2 separate regions of the Mus musculus genome follow, and region 2 is linked to region 1. Evidence: chromatin contacts called from ENCODE Hi-C or POLR2A ChIA-PET data. All regions are on one chromosome and are shown on one strand. The core of a region is the stretch at or near the end of the contact, and the rest is flanking DNA. Distances in the headings are between cores, read along the strand shown.

Region 1 (7,441 bases), core at 3,469-5,968:
GAGCCAGCTTCCTCAATGACGAATGCATTTCAATAATGGTGTACGGTTACCAACTGAAATACCATTCAGAATTTCTTTTCTTTAGCTTCAAATATTTGAACCCTACCAAAGAAAACACCCATGAGTGGCTGATACCCCAACGGTTTCTTGGGTGGTCCTGTCCCCCCACCCTGACCCCCATCAGACCAAGCAATTGGGAGTAATGAACAGATGCCCCATTTCTTAGTTTTCAGCACTGTTTTTCCAGACCCACTGGTTAGTATCTTGGTATAGATGTCATTGTGAGACTCACCAGCATGTTTCTGGAGTGTGCAAAGCTGAATAATAAGGCCCTGGGAGAAAACAGAACTTACTCAGTAACTTGGTAAAAAGCTCGGTAGTTTGTGTACCACAAAACTTTCCTTAGGACTAAGGAAAGATTCATCAAGATAAAACGAAGGAGGACCCTATTATCTTGAGATAGGACAGGACCGTTTTTGCTTTGTTGTTGCAGTTTTTAAAGCAAGTAAATGCTGCACAGAAAAGATTTCCTCAAAGATGGAAAAGGCTCAGCCTTGAAGGAGGCACTTTCAAACCCAGGGGGCTGAAGCCCTACAGCACTAGGAATTAACTACTTGGTTCCTTCTCTCTCTAAACAACATAGATTCCTAGAACCCTGGGCAGGGCCATGTAAACACACACATGCACAGAGGCAGAGAAACAGCAGCAGAGAGGCTTTGTTGACAACGTAAACAAAGTAGCCTGTTTTCAGTTCAGGCTTTCATCCCTGCAAAATTGCCTAATCACACCAGGCAACAATCTAGTAGCTGTGGAATGTCCTCTACTTCACAAAGCAACTTGCTACATCCAGGAACCAGGAGGGTGCTTGCATTGGTTTTATTTTATACCTCGAGTAGTAGGGTTTGTTGGGGTCTTTTGTTGTTGTTGTTGTTTGTTTGGTTTTTGTTTTTTGTTTTCCCCTAACTGAAATAAAGGAAAGGTACTCAACCAATGGATTCCGATTCCCCAAAGTTTTTAACTACCAAGAGCAGCGCCACTGACTGGTTGACATCTCTCCTGCCTCAGCTCAGAACAAGGCTCTTGCAATTATCTAGGAAAGTAAACCTCTGTCTTGAAGGTTCAGGGGTCTGGTGGTGGTGGTGGTGGAGGTATGGTGATGGTGAGCTGCACTAATCCTTTGGAAATCCTCAGTGGCAAGAGGCATGCCATGGCGGGGGTGGGGGGGGTGGGGGGGTGGGGGGGATGGGGTGGGAGGCTCTGCTGTTCACATGCTAACTGATTGTAATGAACCAACTTTCTGATTCTTATCAGCACTAATTTTCCTTGTACCGAGAGGGATTATTTTACCTTCCTTGAGCCTTATCCAGAAAGAGAAAATATGTTTATGGCTTTCATACTTGCTTATAAAATAATCTTCAAGCCTCACAATAAAACTGAAAAAAACAACAACAACAAAAAACCAAAACAACAACAAAAAACCAAAAAAAAAAAAAAAAACCCAAAAAACAAAACAAAACAAAAAAACCAAAACTCTAAGAAAGTCATCTTTAGTACAGTTTAAATGCCAGGCTGATAGTGTCGTACAGCACTGCTCTACCAGGTTAGACTGTTGTCAAATGTTGAAGGAACACTAGTTAGGAGATAAGCTTCACTCAAGAAGCCCAGCCAGCATTGTCTCCTCGGCTGGGAAAACTGATGGACCTTGGGTTTATTTTAACAGAGGAACAATTAAATCTGCTGCCATCAGAAGCCAGCCACAGTTAGAAAACTTGAAGGTCCAGCTATCTCCAATTCCTTGCCCATCTTTGCCCTGGCACCAAATACCAGAAGCACTCCTGAAAGGTACTTGGACCCAGAGTCTAGCTTTGTGCCTGGACTTGGATTCCTGGCCACCCAAAGACCTCACTTCCATTTATCTTAATTGTTCTACAAATCCCCACTTGAGAGCATCCACACTTGGCTCTTCCTAGAATCAGGAATCCTGCTGGGTTGATGAGAACTCCAAGAGAGCTTGCTGTGGCTCCCCCAGTCTGCTAACCAGCCAACAAATAAAAGACTGGCTCCTGACTATCATGAAGGAATATATCCACCCACACAAGGATGTTTGGGACTAAAACAAGCCTTCTGGCCTCTGGAAGGGCTGTTTCCAGAAGGAACCATACAAATGCTCAGTTATGCCCTGGAGAAGAACCGGCCCTTGAACCACTAGTGGGTGGTATCACCAATCCGGGAACCCTTGCTGCTCACATTGATTTCCTGAAGCGCTCTGGAAAGCTCTGGGCAGCCATTTAAGGGACATTAACTTTTGATGCCCTGCTTCACAATTTTCAACTACATATTGATGCCCCCAAGAAGTCAGTCAATTTAACCAGAATCTCAAAACCACTATCCTAACAGGCTTTGGAAGTCTGAACCTACACTGAACCTACACTGCTTGCCCTGTTTTTTGGACACACACACACACACACACCCTGCGGGCCTGGCTACCACTGGGGCACTGCACTACAGGCCGAAGATTCCTAGGAGGTTCACAGTCTGTGTCACACTGGTTCTTAAAGTGGCCGCTGTTGTGGATAATTTGTAGTGTCATTATGCAACGTTCTTCTAGGCTCTGACTATACTCCCTGCCAGCCCTCGGCAAAGAGTCTCTGCAAGCTGGGTATGGAAATAGCTTTCCCCACTGATCCCTGACTCTCCCAAGGATTGATAGACCTAAGAGCAAGATGACACTTGACACTGATTACTGTCAGGTCTCATCTCGGACAAACGCGACAGTCACCCATAGACAAGGCAGTAATAAAGTGTTCAATAAGTGCTCCTGGCTACTCTGCTGTCCAACTTCGCGGTTTTGATGGTTTGTGATTACCCTCTGGCTGGTTTTACAGTTTGAGCTAGAATCTTAGTCTTTTTTTTTCTCTCTCTCTCTCTTGCTTCTCCTTCTCTACCCTCAAAGTACACAGAACCTCAGAGTTGTTTGGTGGGCGATAATGGGGAATCTAGAACCGGACTCAATACCTTCCCCCTCTAGAGATCCGCCAGCGCAGGGCGCGGGCGCCGGGCCAGGACGGGTGCGATTCGCTGGAGTTTATCAACTCCTTATCGGTGCCCTGAGGTGGGAGCTGCAGCTTTCGACCAGAGGATACACAGTTCCTGGCTCATGTCCCTAAGTGGAAGCCCAAACAAAAAGCCCGTTTGCTCGGGGCTGGGTCCTCACCGCCAGTCTTTTCCAGTCTGGCCACGGATCTCTGGCAGCTCGCGCCATTCTGCGGTCACGCGTACCATTCCGGACACCCCAGCTAAGTCGCCACGGAGCGCAGTGCTGGAAGCTCTAACCCACGGCACGCACCGATCGAAACAGGAGCAAAGTGCCAGGCGGCCAGCTATAAACTTTTGCAGGCGACGAGAATGTACCCAGGTCTGCGGCGGGGTCACAGTGTGTTCCCACCTCAGCTCCTAGAGCTGGGTGTCAAGTCACCAGATGCGGGGCGGATTGAAGGAGGCTCGAGGGCAGCGCGAGTTGCCCCGAGTTGCCTCTCACCCAGTGCCGAAAGGTTCGCGAGGACAAACCTTCGTGGCTGCCCTTCGTCTTAAGAATCAGACACTCGGAGCCGCCGGGTGTCACGGTCTTCTCTCTGCACACTAGAGCACCTGCCCCCGCAGGGCAATCCAGGTCACTCACTCCCCACTCTCTGCCGGAGTCTAGGTGTAGGGTAAGGTTAAGGGGGTTGAACAAACTTGGGTGCCGTCTGGAGCAGGACCCTTGACAGTGTTCCGGCTTCTCGGTCAGGGCGCACCCCAGAGTTGCGCTTTGCCCTCTGTTCCATGCTAGTTTGGGGCGCAAAGCCCGCATAGGAACGCTCTCGGAAAGACCTAGAGGGTCTTAGGAAAAGAAAGGCGTGTCTACTGCTCCAGCATGGAAACCCTAAGAGTCGAGGGCATCAGCCCAGAAACATTTCAAAACACTCGCTAGGGAAGCTTGGTGCTCCAGGGACGACAGACTTTGGAAGGCGCCGCGGAAGCACCCCTGACCTCCAGGGCCATCTCTCCGTGTCTCAAGGTCTCGGAACTATCCGCTTTGCAACTCTACTGCGACACCGCAGCTCCTTGTCCCTAAAGGCATCACCGACTCGCTTACTCAAAGCCCCTCAACAGCGGTCCTCCAGCCTCCGAGAACTCTCGCACCCCTCTCCCGACTGCCCCGGGTCGCGCCCGCCACGCGCAGTTCCGCCAATGCCTGGGACCAAGTCGGTCGCCAGCTTTGACTCCCGCTTACCTTTTTTTCTCCTTGTCAGCTGTCATTGTCGCCGTGGCCCTCCGAGACCCGGAGCACCTGGGTTCCTTAACCCCGTAGGGGCTGCAGCCGCTCTCTTTGCTGTGGCCCTCCGCAGCTCTCTGTCGCCCGGGCAGGTGTGAAAGGTCTTTAGTGCTCGCAGGTCCGAGAGTCCCGCTCAATCAGGTGGAAGTTTGCAGAGGGCTGGCTAGGTGCGGAGGAGGAGGAGGGAGGAGGGGGGTGACGGGGAGGAACCTGCAGGAGGAGGCGGGGCCGGGGAAAGGAGTGGGAGGAGGTTGTAAGACGCCAAAAGAGAGAGAGAGCAGCGACAAGGGACCTGGAGTTCCGTTTAGCCCCGAACAGGAGTCACTTTTCTGGGATCTGACAAATCAAAACCAACCAACCAAAAAAGAAAAAGAAAAAAAGAAAAAGAAAAAAAGAAAAAAAAATGGCTCGAAGAGAGCAAGTTGGAAAAAAATCCGGGGGCAAGCGAGTGCGGCCGCTGAGATGACCATACAGTCTCAGGACACTGCCGAGGATTGTACGGCCGCCTCAGGAGAGCTGGAGCGGAGCGCTGCGGACTCCGGAGCTGTACACCGGCCGCTCTCGAATGTCCGGCCTCCTCGGCTGTCAGCCCACTTTAAAAACTCGGACGGCCCGCCCGCGGGAGGGCGCGAGGGGCGCGGGAGTGGGACATCGGGCTGGGGGCGGGCCGGGGGCGGGGCTCCAGAGAAGCCCCGCCCCGCACGCTGGCTGCCTGCCCCGACTTCCCACCGTGTCCCGGCCAATAGGGAGGCGCGGCCACAGCCTCTGCCCTGACCCCGTCCCTCCCCTTTCTCTGGAGCTGCGCTCCTCGGGCGCCCGCCTGCCCTTCCTCCTCCTTCCGCAGAACTGCGACTTGTTTTTGAGGTCGCTGGTGGCGAGTAACTATATGGGACTCCAAATGGAAGCGCAGTTAGCGCAGGACTGAGTAATGGCGGGGATCTGCTACCCAAGTTCGGAGTATGCCTTTGCGCCAGTGTCCTTTCAGCCTCACTTTTCCCCTAAGAGCTAGGCTAGGGCAGGAGCGCTGGGTCGGAGATCGCGAGCGCAGCTAGGGCGTGCAGCGAGCGCCCAGCCAACCCCCCCCCCCCCCGCTTCCGGGTGCTGCTATAGTCCCCTAAACCATCCACTTGGCTCCCTTCGGCCGGCGGTAATGATCCCCAGGACCCTGTCGGCTCTTGTTCTTGTCTGCCTTGGAGGTGCGCTCTCTTTGGCCAAACTGACCTTGACTTCTGAGTCCCGAGTGGCAGAAAGTTGTGGGAGAAACTGGGACAAAAATGATCTAGGGTTGCTCCTGCCTGTGTCTTCCTCAACCGGTTTGTGGGTTTTGAGGTGCTCGTGGTAGACTGTTAGGTTTAAGTGTATGCCTGAGAGGAGAGCCTTGGAGCTCCCTCAGGCCTCTGCCCGCTCTCAATACCCCAGTATCACCGTGGGCTCCCCAGAGAGTTCCTGAGTGTGATGTTGGGATGTGTTGATAGCGTGTTCCCAAATCACTGGATGTGCTCTTCCGGGGTTCGAAGGATACAGCCAACTGCAGGACGTGGTGTTATGAAGTCTCCTCTTCCCTAGGCAGTCAGAGGGTTCTTTGGCCTTTCCACCTGTGAGATGCCCACTCCTGCTTTGATCTTAGACACTTTCCCATTTCCTACTTCTGCAGGAAAATCTCCAGAAGGAAGAAGGGCAGCCATGGATTTTTGAAGGCTAGGGAAAGAGCCAACGGGCTCCATAGTTGTGAATTGCGGAGAAAGCACGGTCCCTCAAATTGGGCTGCCCTGGTATCTAAAGTTTGTGCTTCCCGAACTATTCTTAAACACAAGTTTCCTAGTAAAATTATAACCAGAGACTGTGTGTGTGACTGTGTCTTGGGGTGGGGGCGATTTTTAAGTTTGTTTAAGCATGAAGAAGGTGGATACTTTTTGAAAGTCTTGGGGAGGTATCTGAAAGAATGAGTGCTTGAGCACTTGGAAATCAGTTGACACACCTGAGGGTGATTTCAAAGACCAGACCCTTTTCACTCTTGGAGGCTGGTGGATGATTTCCTATGACATTTCTACATCCAGACACCCTGGGTCTTAATAATAAGAAATTCAAATTGGTAGACACAGTAGTAATAAAATATAAACATATTTTGTTTGCTTTATTTTATATATTCTCTTGAGATTGGAATGGAGGGAGGGAGGGAGGGAGGGAGGGAGGGAGGGAGGGAGGGAAAGACCAGACAATAAAAAACCTTAAGCACTTCGACAGCTTCAAGGCCCCAGACATTGTTTTTCACCAGAGCTTCTGCTGGATTTGAGCTGTACTTGACAGGTGACTGGGCGATACCTGTAACCCGCAGGGAACATTTCAATAGCCTTGAGGTTATGAAATTCGTTTGAGAAGTTTTTGATTTTTAAGAGGAAAGATAAGGGCCCTGGATTCAATCCCTAATTCACAGTTACTTCTAAAGTAGGGGTTCTGGTCGGACATACTGGCTCACACCCTTAATCCCAGCATTCAAGAGGCAGAGGCAGGCAGACCGCAGAGTTCCAGTCCTGAGGGAAAACAATTTTTGCATAACATCAAGACCGGAGATGCTTGACCACGCCAAGTCCCGACTGCAACCAGTTGTCCTGGCGTGGAAATCAGCATCAGAATACACAGCGCAAGACCATCCCCCAACACGGGCCAGCCTGGGTTACAAAAAAAAAAAAAAAAAAAAAAAAAAAGTTCCTAGTCAGCCAGGGTTATACAGGGAAACCCACTTTGGGGGAGATGGAGGGGAGAGGTGTAAGAGGTCACTCAAGAATACTTCAACTTTCCCTATGTTAGTTGCATCCCCTCTTCCTAACCTACAAATTAAGTGCGCCTCGAAGATTCCCAGGACTAGACACAGACTTGCATAGAGCAGAGCCAGGTGGCCTAAAGACCTCTTAAGATGTCTTCCAGAGAAGACATGGTGTCAGCAGTCTTTGTAAGGAGCTGAGCATGTAAGCCAGACATAGACTTCTTTGAGGTCTTGGCCTCCATGGAAAACTAAAGGGGGGCAGCTCCGAATAAAGATGGTACGGTTTGGGAGGGGCTAAGACCTTAGCTTTACATGAGTGTCTCTGGAAGCATCTGTGTTAGGCTCACATAGCAGCAGAAGGC
Region 2 (7,441 bases), core at 1,581-4,080, 40 kb after region 1:
CCTACAACATGATGTGGATGTCTATTGTGAATGACATGTGACCTAGGAAACACCTTTCTCTGGAAAAAGCATAAAGGTGTCTGTACGTACAGTCTGCATCCTGCCTGGTCAAGGCAGGGCTAAGATGAGGGGCAGTCCAGTCCTTATGGACGGAGTAATGTGCTCATATCTTTCAGACATGCTGGTTGGTTGGCTGAACAGATAACCCAGCCTACTCTGTTTGTTTCTGAGGGGTTCTGATCTAGAACCTTCGATTCCCCATATGGAGTTTGAAGTGAGAGAGAAAAAAACAACAACAATCCTCTGGGGCAAGGCTTTCCTGGTTAGTTGGTCTCACACTCAGGGTTAGAGGACCTAGGCAGGCACCCTGGGGACAGGCACCCTGGGGACAGGCACCCTGGGGACATGCAGGGAAGTATAGGGATTCTTTAAAGTAGACAGAATTGACACAGCAGCCCCAGAGGCCACCCTGTCCAAAAGTGTGGGGTGTTGTGTGGCCTGGTCTGGTAGTTGTCTTCATAAACTTGAGAATTATGTGTCTAAGTGTAAGTTTTCCAACATTTAAATACCAAGTCAAAAAAAAAAAATAAACACTACAAAATGTAGGTGCTCTATCTCCATGGCAACGGGAAGCTTGCTTTTACTTTTCACGGTTTCACTATGCTCAAACATTTCAAACCTAGGAAAGTTGGAAAAATAGTAGAGTGACCATCCCTGCCTCCTACACTACAGCCGTCTGTAACTGGCAGTTCACACACACACACACACACACACACACACAAACACACACACACACACACACACACACATACACACACATACACACATACACACACATACACACACATACACACACACATACACACATACACATACACACACACATACACACACACCCTCCCCACATTCCCGAACACCCATACTACCTTTTTGGTTAAATGGTTTGAAACTATCAACACCGTGCTAGGTGGTGCGCATGCCTTCAATCCCAGCACTCGAGAGGCAGAAGCTGGTGGATCTTTGAGTTCAACGCCAGCCTGGTCATAAGTCACCAACCTTCTTTGCCTTTTAGAATGTTTTAGAAGATGGAGTCTGCATTCTTCTTCAGATATTTTTGGCACAAACTCTGCAGTGATGATGTGGTGTCCTTCAGATTAATACTGCAGGAGACCAGTGCGATCCATTTACTCGCTGGTGGGTGAGGCCAAGTCAAGGGGGTTCCCACTGGCAAGCTCTACAGTCAACCCAGTTCCCTTTGAAAGTAAGAAGTCAGCTATGAAGTGATGTTTGCTGCTGTCACCTCTTGTTTATTTGGCACCCTCAAAGGTGTTTTGAGAATACAAAAAGTGACAATAATGTAAGAACAAGCAGGTGCCTTGGTCCCCAAGGCCAGGTGCCTGTGCCTGCTGCTGGTCTCTGCGGGGGGAGGGGGCGCACTAGGATCTATGTCCACTGGAAGTAAAGACTGCCTTTGCCAGAGAAATAGAGAATTGTCCATCCAAAACATGCAGACACACTAATTAGGCATTAACCTGAGTGCACCGGATTGCAAGTGTACAGGCTGGACACCTTGGATTATATTAGTACACTTCCAATGGGCGTGCAAAATAATACAGGAGCTCAAATACAGCTACAGTGGGAGGACCCCACTTCTCATGCTGGACCTCAGTTTTCTCATCTGTACAGTGGACCGATCTAAAGTTGTCTCCTAATGTCCATTTTAGCTGAACCATTGTAAATAATCGAATACCTTAGATTTGCTGTACATTTTCCCATGCTGTAGAGGCAGTGTTTACATTTTGTAATTTAAATTATCAAAAGCTCAGGTTTGCACAGGAAGAATCTTATGCTGAAGAGGTTTATGAACATTCCCACAACCACATGCCTACGAGTGCAGGTGATGTGTGTCAGGATGTGAGTCTCGAGGGTGGTACACTTCAAGCCGGGGGGGGGGGGGGAAGGGAGGGGGAGAGGGAGAGAGATTGAGTTTGATATGGTTACATCTAACTTATCTGTCATATTGACATGCATTTTTCGAACACATAAATATTGAATATCACATCTAGATTTGCAAGCTTGGTTAGAGTATTACAGTCCTGGGAAGATATATAATTGTTCTGAGAAGTGAGTGGAAGATCATGGTGTCTTGATATTTTCAACCCATTTAACCAAAAAAAAGTATGAATACACAGAAGGAGAAGAGAAGATGTATATGCGAAAAATTATATAAGAGATTTGTAAGTTCCACCACTGAAGGAGGGTGAAGTAAAGAGGGTAAGGGCATTCACCTGATTCTTTTTTTTCAGCCTTCTCTTTTTAATATTATTTATTTATTTTTATTTATATGAGTACACTGTCACTGTCTTCAGACACACCAGAAGAAAGCATTGGATCCTATTACAGATGGTCGTGAGCCACCATGGGAATTGAACTCAGGACCTCTGTAAGAGCAGTCGGTGCTCTTAACTGCTGAGCCATCTCTCCAGCCCCTTTTCCAACCTTCTTAGGTTTGAAATTTCTGACCACAATAAAGTTGTGAAAAATAAAAATAAATTGTGTGTTGGCCATGGAAATGTAGCCCTCATGTATTAGAGTGGTAAATGTTTTTGAGCCAATATTTAAAGAGCTGAGAGAAGGTCTGCTTTGCTTTGGGTGTCTCCCCAAATGGTTTCCAGGAAGTAATCAGACCCTGAGGGCTGTGACCTTGTCAGTGGGTTCCTCCCTCGATGCATTCTCCGTCTGTAATCGGGTGGCATTCCTAGGATGGAATGGAAAGCCTCAGAAGTGAGCCCTGGTCGAGGGTAGCACGTCCCCTGGGCGTGTCCATCCCGTGGGCGTGTCCTTGGGAATTTGACTTTGCTGTGGACTCTCCTCTGCTTTCCTAGCACTAGGAGGTGAGTTCTGCTCTACCACACACTCTGCCTCTCTCTCCTCAGGCCCAGAGCAAGAAATCTCTGAAATGAGTCAGAGCAAGAAATCTCTGAAATGAGTTCCAGGACAACCAGGGCTACACAGAGAAACCCTGCCATCCAAATACACACACACACACACACACACACACACACACACACACACACACACACAGAGAGAGAGAGAGAGAGAGAGAGAGAGAGAGAGAGAGAGAGAGAGAGAGAGAGAAAGAGAGGGAGAGAGCTCTAAATCAAGGAGTCAAAATAAAATTTTCCGGTGTTTCTCCAAGGAATGTATTTCAGAAAGGAAAAGTATTCCCAGCTCGAGGGGAGGATGGGATGGGGCCTGCAGCTTTGTGAGTAGAGTTCCTTCGAGAATTCAATGGCTGTGATCATTGTCTTAACCCAGTGACTGCACTAAATGTCACAAAGAACACATTGTAACATGATGAGTTTTACATTGTATGAATTTTGCATTAATGCTTAAAAGCCTCAAAAGCAAGCAGACAAACAAAACCAAGACCACCTTTCTTCGCGCTATGCCAACTTTATGGATGAACTAAATTTTATTTACAAATATGAGATTTGTGGACAAATGTCAGCCTTATTATCTTTCATCTAAAACTGGAATCTTGGAAACACCCTAAATATCCAATGATAGAAAATGAATTAGCTAAATTCTGAGCTAACAGATGAGAGACTGTTGTGGAACTGGTGCAACGCATGCCTTAGAAGATCTATGATGGGTCGGGAAACATGGAGTTGTGATTCTGAGCACACATTGCTCTTGCAGAGGAGCTCAGCTCCGTTCCCAGGACCGCGGCACATGTATTACAACCACTCCAGGGAAATCTAACCCCCTCTTCTAGGTTCTGTGGGCACTCCACTCTTGTGTTCGAGAGCTTGTGAGTGTGCTCAGATATGTGCCCACACACACTTAAAAATAACAAATATAAATAATTCTAGCACCGAAGGGCCAGAAGCAGGCACATCTCTGTGAGTTCATGGCCAGCCTGGAAGATAGAGTTGCCAAGCATCCCGGGCTACAGAGAGGCTGTCTCTCAAAATAAAACCAAAACCAAACACACAAACCAACCAACTTCAAGTGCCATGGAGTGTGTTTATTGTACACTATTTGTGGAAAAGGCAGAGGATGTGTAGCATGGTGCACACTCATAGCGGGCACGTGTGTGTGCACACCGGGAGACTGACATTGGGACGTGGAGGCCCATATCAGCTAGTGAAAGCACAGTTTGTTTTCTGTTTTTTACACTTTTCTTGTATAGTTCAAGTTTTTTTTCTCTAGCAAACACTTGCTGCTTTTATCATAAAAATGAGTACAGTAAAAGTTACTCAAACAAACTTCGCCTGGATTTCCCTGTACTGCCTCTGGCTCTGGGCATCCTTCCCAGGACCTCTTCTCCTGCCTCTCCCCTCTCCTCACCCTGCCCAGATAAATAACAAGCAGATAAATGTTTCAAAGGTCCTCCTCTCATATGCTGCCCAATCCCAGCAGCAAATTAAAGGGACACTCTGCCCTGCTCGGAAGCCCAGGTCTTGTTGTGGCCCTGTATCTCTCTGTCTTTATGAGAGGACCTTGTAGGAATCTGACCAGCGTTAAAGGAAACAGCTGGCTATCATGGGATGTGGGGTGCGGGGGAGGGACACACGGATGCAGAAGGCCCCTAGGTCCCTCCTGCTCAGTACTAGGGTGTCTCATTGTAAGGGTTATCAGTAATTTATACTTCAGAGAGCTTAGTGTGTATCTTTGCAGACAATGAACTGATAAGGTGAGAGGCAGTCACACTCCCAAGAATGACAATCATTCCTTGGACTCTTGGATTCTGACTCTTGGGGGAAATGACTTTTAATAGTACCCAAAGTTAGCAAGGATCATTTTAGGGATTTTAGGGACACAGACTCTCTGAACACTACTGGAAAGAGCTGGGAAACTTTAACAAAATAGATTGATGCCCAACACCACCCTTAGAGATTTGGTTATCATTGGCCTTGGGTTGAACCAGATAAAATATTTCTGAGACCATGTTTTATGTGGCCCAGGCTGGCCCAAACTTGCTATGTAACCAAGGATGCTGAACTTCTGAGCCTCCTGTTTCTACCTCCCAAGGGCTGAGATTACAGGGGTATACCACACCCGGTTTATTCCATGCTGAAGATTAAACTCAGGACTTTCTACACACTAGGCAAGAACTCTTCCAAATTAGTTGCACGCTTAATCCTCAACCAGATACTTTCTTCACATGTTCGTATGCCACTCCCAAGATTCCAGCCAGGGCTGAGAGGAACTGGATTTATGCCTTACAACCACCTCTCTGCTGTTTTAAGACTGATTTAACTGATTATCTAAGACAGGCAGTGGTGGCACATGGCTGTAATCCCAGCATTCCAGAGGCAAGTAGATCCCTGAGTTCAAGACCAGCCTGGACTACAAAGATATAGAAGTTCTAGGACGGCCAGGGATACCCAGAGAAACCCTGTCTCTAAAACCTAAAACCAAAACAATAACAAAAACCTGATTACCTGTGTGTGTGTGTGGAGGGGGAGGTGTCTGTGCCATGTTGTGTGTGGAAATCAGAAGACAGCTAGCAGGTGTCAATTCTCTGAGTCCTGGGGATTGAATTCAAGTACTTAGGCTTGGTGGCACGTACACTTTCTCCACTGAACCATCTCATAGCCTGGGTCAAGTGTAATTTAAAGAGTTCTCCTAATAAAAATATTCAGACACAATTAACAGTAAGAATTTTTTTAATTTATTCTGAGAACTAATCTAGTATTAAAAAATTGCGCTTTACACGTGTTCGAAAGGAGAGGCCACAGCCAGGAACAGGCGTGAGGAAGTGAGCGTCGAGGTTATTTATAGCATCAAAGATTTGGAGACAACATTTTCATGTGTTGTTTTTGATTCTCTGAAACCTGGGAGAAGTTGAAATTGGTCAGGAAAGCAAGTAGGCAAAAAATTTTAGACTTGGGCCCAAGGGTGGAAGTCTCTGTGTGAGATTGGTGCCTTCTGTTTGCAAACCAAAGAGGAGTTATTTGGGTTTACTCCAGAACAAGGTTTGTTTGTTTGGTTGGTTTTTTTTTAAAGGACACAGAGACACGAAGAACAGGAAACAACCTCACAGGCACTGACGTCCACATCTGGAGAGGCTGAGCTGCCAGCAAAAACTCTTTGTCTACGAACGGTACACCTATAGAGACAAGGTATTTGCTCATCCCCTTAGCCATAGACACCTCGGTTGGTTCCTCTGTCCCTCTCAGCTATTAGGGAACCGGGTCGCCCTCCTCCTGCCGAGCTGCATCTACTGCTGTGGGCTCTGGAACCTTATGTTGTTTGTTCTAACTAACCGGATTTTGTTTAGACACCAAAGACATTGCATCAGGCCAGTGGTTCTCAACCTTTGGTTTGAGACCCCTCTGAGAATTGAACAACCATTTCACAGGGGTCACCTAAGGCCCCCAGAAAACACAGATATTCATAGTGTGACTCATAACGTTAGCAAAATTACAGATACGAAGTAGCAACAAAAATTATTTTATGGTTGAGGGTCACCACAACAGAACACCATAACAACCAAAGGGCCACAGCATTAGGACGGGTGAGAACCGCTGCATTAGGCAGTTAGGGTATTTCCACTCTAACAAAGGAAGACGTCACCAGTGACGGCAAAAGCTACCCATAGGTCAGATGGGAGGTGTGAGCACAGGAAGGCTGATGTAAGGCTCCCAGTTACTGCAGACATCTATGCTGCAAACGTCTTCAAACCCTCTAACCTGGAGTTTCCTGCAGAGAGCCAGGCAAGCAGGTGACCCAGTACAAGGAAGGCATAGATTCTGAACATATCCAGGGAAAGAGACACAGTGGCCAGCGTGGCCATGATGGGCAGACAAGTCTGGTTCTCTAGAAGATGTTCAAATCGCCAAGACTCTGTGCTGTGACGGTTGTTCGTTTGCTTTGTTTTGTTTTTGTGTCTGCCTGTTGATGTGAAAGGATATGCTACAATGAGAAGGCAGGAAAACTCTGAAATGGAAGGGGATAGAAACACAGAGGCCACTGGTCCAATTCTGAGCTTCAGCGCTTTGGGTGTGTTGTTTTTGTTTGTTTGAGGGCAAATATAGGGAAAATGACCCATAGGGAAAGAATGCAGAGTGCAGTGCCAGTCAAACTTGCTGGAGAGGGGAGCTGTATGAGTTGAGAAAGTCACTGATGGATTAATGTGGGTGGTGGTGAATTAAAGGCCTTAATGATGACTACAAGAGACAATAAGAATGGCTACAGTCTTTGCCTTAAGTTATTGGAAAGGTTGCTAAAACGTAGAACTACTAGAGAGAACAGAACAGGGAATAAGTGGACACACACACACACACACACACACACACACACACACACACACATGGTTGGAAATGCTATCCAGTAGTGGACATTCCAAGCAAGACTTGAGTTAAGAATAGCATTCAGGAGAAAGGCCTGGACTGATGCATACATTTTGGGGTCAGCAGCCTCAACATAGCTA

Evidence for each region. Hi-C counts contacts between places; a loop is a spot of excess contacts on that map. ChIA-PET counts read pairs that join two places held with the same protein, here RNA polymerase II (POLR2A).
Region 2: a map of heart shows a loop between it and region 1 (2.3-fold over the local background). The contact joins the enhancer-like site here to the promoter of Epas1 in region 1. A Hi-C loop is called at or near these places in 4 of 37 maps with a recorded cell type or tissue (all heart). POLR2A ChIA-PET finds 5 or more read pairs at or near these places in 3 of 5 experiments (all embryonic stem cell).

What each region holds. Positions count from the first base shown.
Region 1 is chr17:86,751,141-86,758,581 of GRCm38, reverse strand. It overlaps Epas1 (endothelial PAS domain protein 1), which reads right to left and starts at 4,718. Exons shown (of 16, transcript NM_010137.3): 1 at 4,274-4,718. The coding sequence starts at 4,299.
Region 2 is chr17:86,709,165-86,716,605 of GRCm38, reverse strand. No RefSeq gene overlaps it. Among named protein-coding and RNA genes, the nearest start is that of Epas1, 41 kb to the left of the region's middle. Within about 2 kb of position 2,830, at least 1 of the 3 ENCODE cell types and tissues checked has a DNase peak (open chromatin) inside an H3K27ac peak, as active enhancers do; it is heart, where a contact is called at or near this core.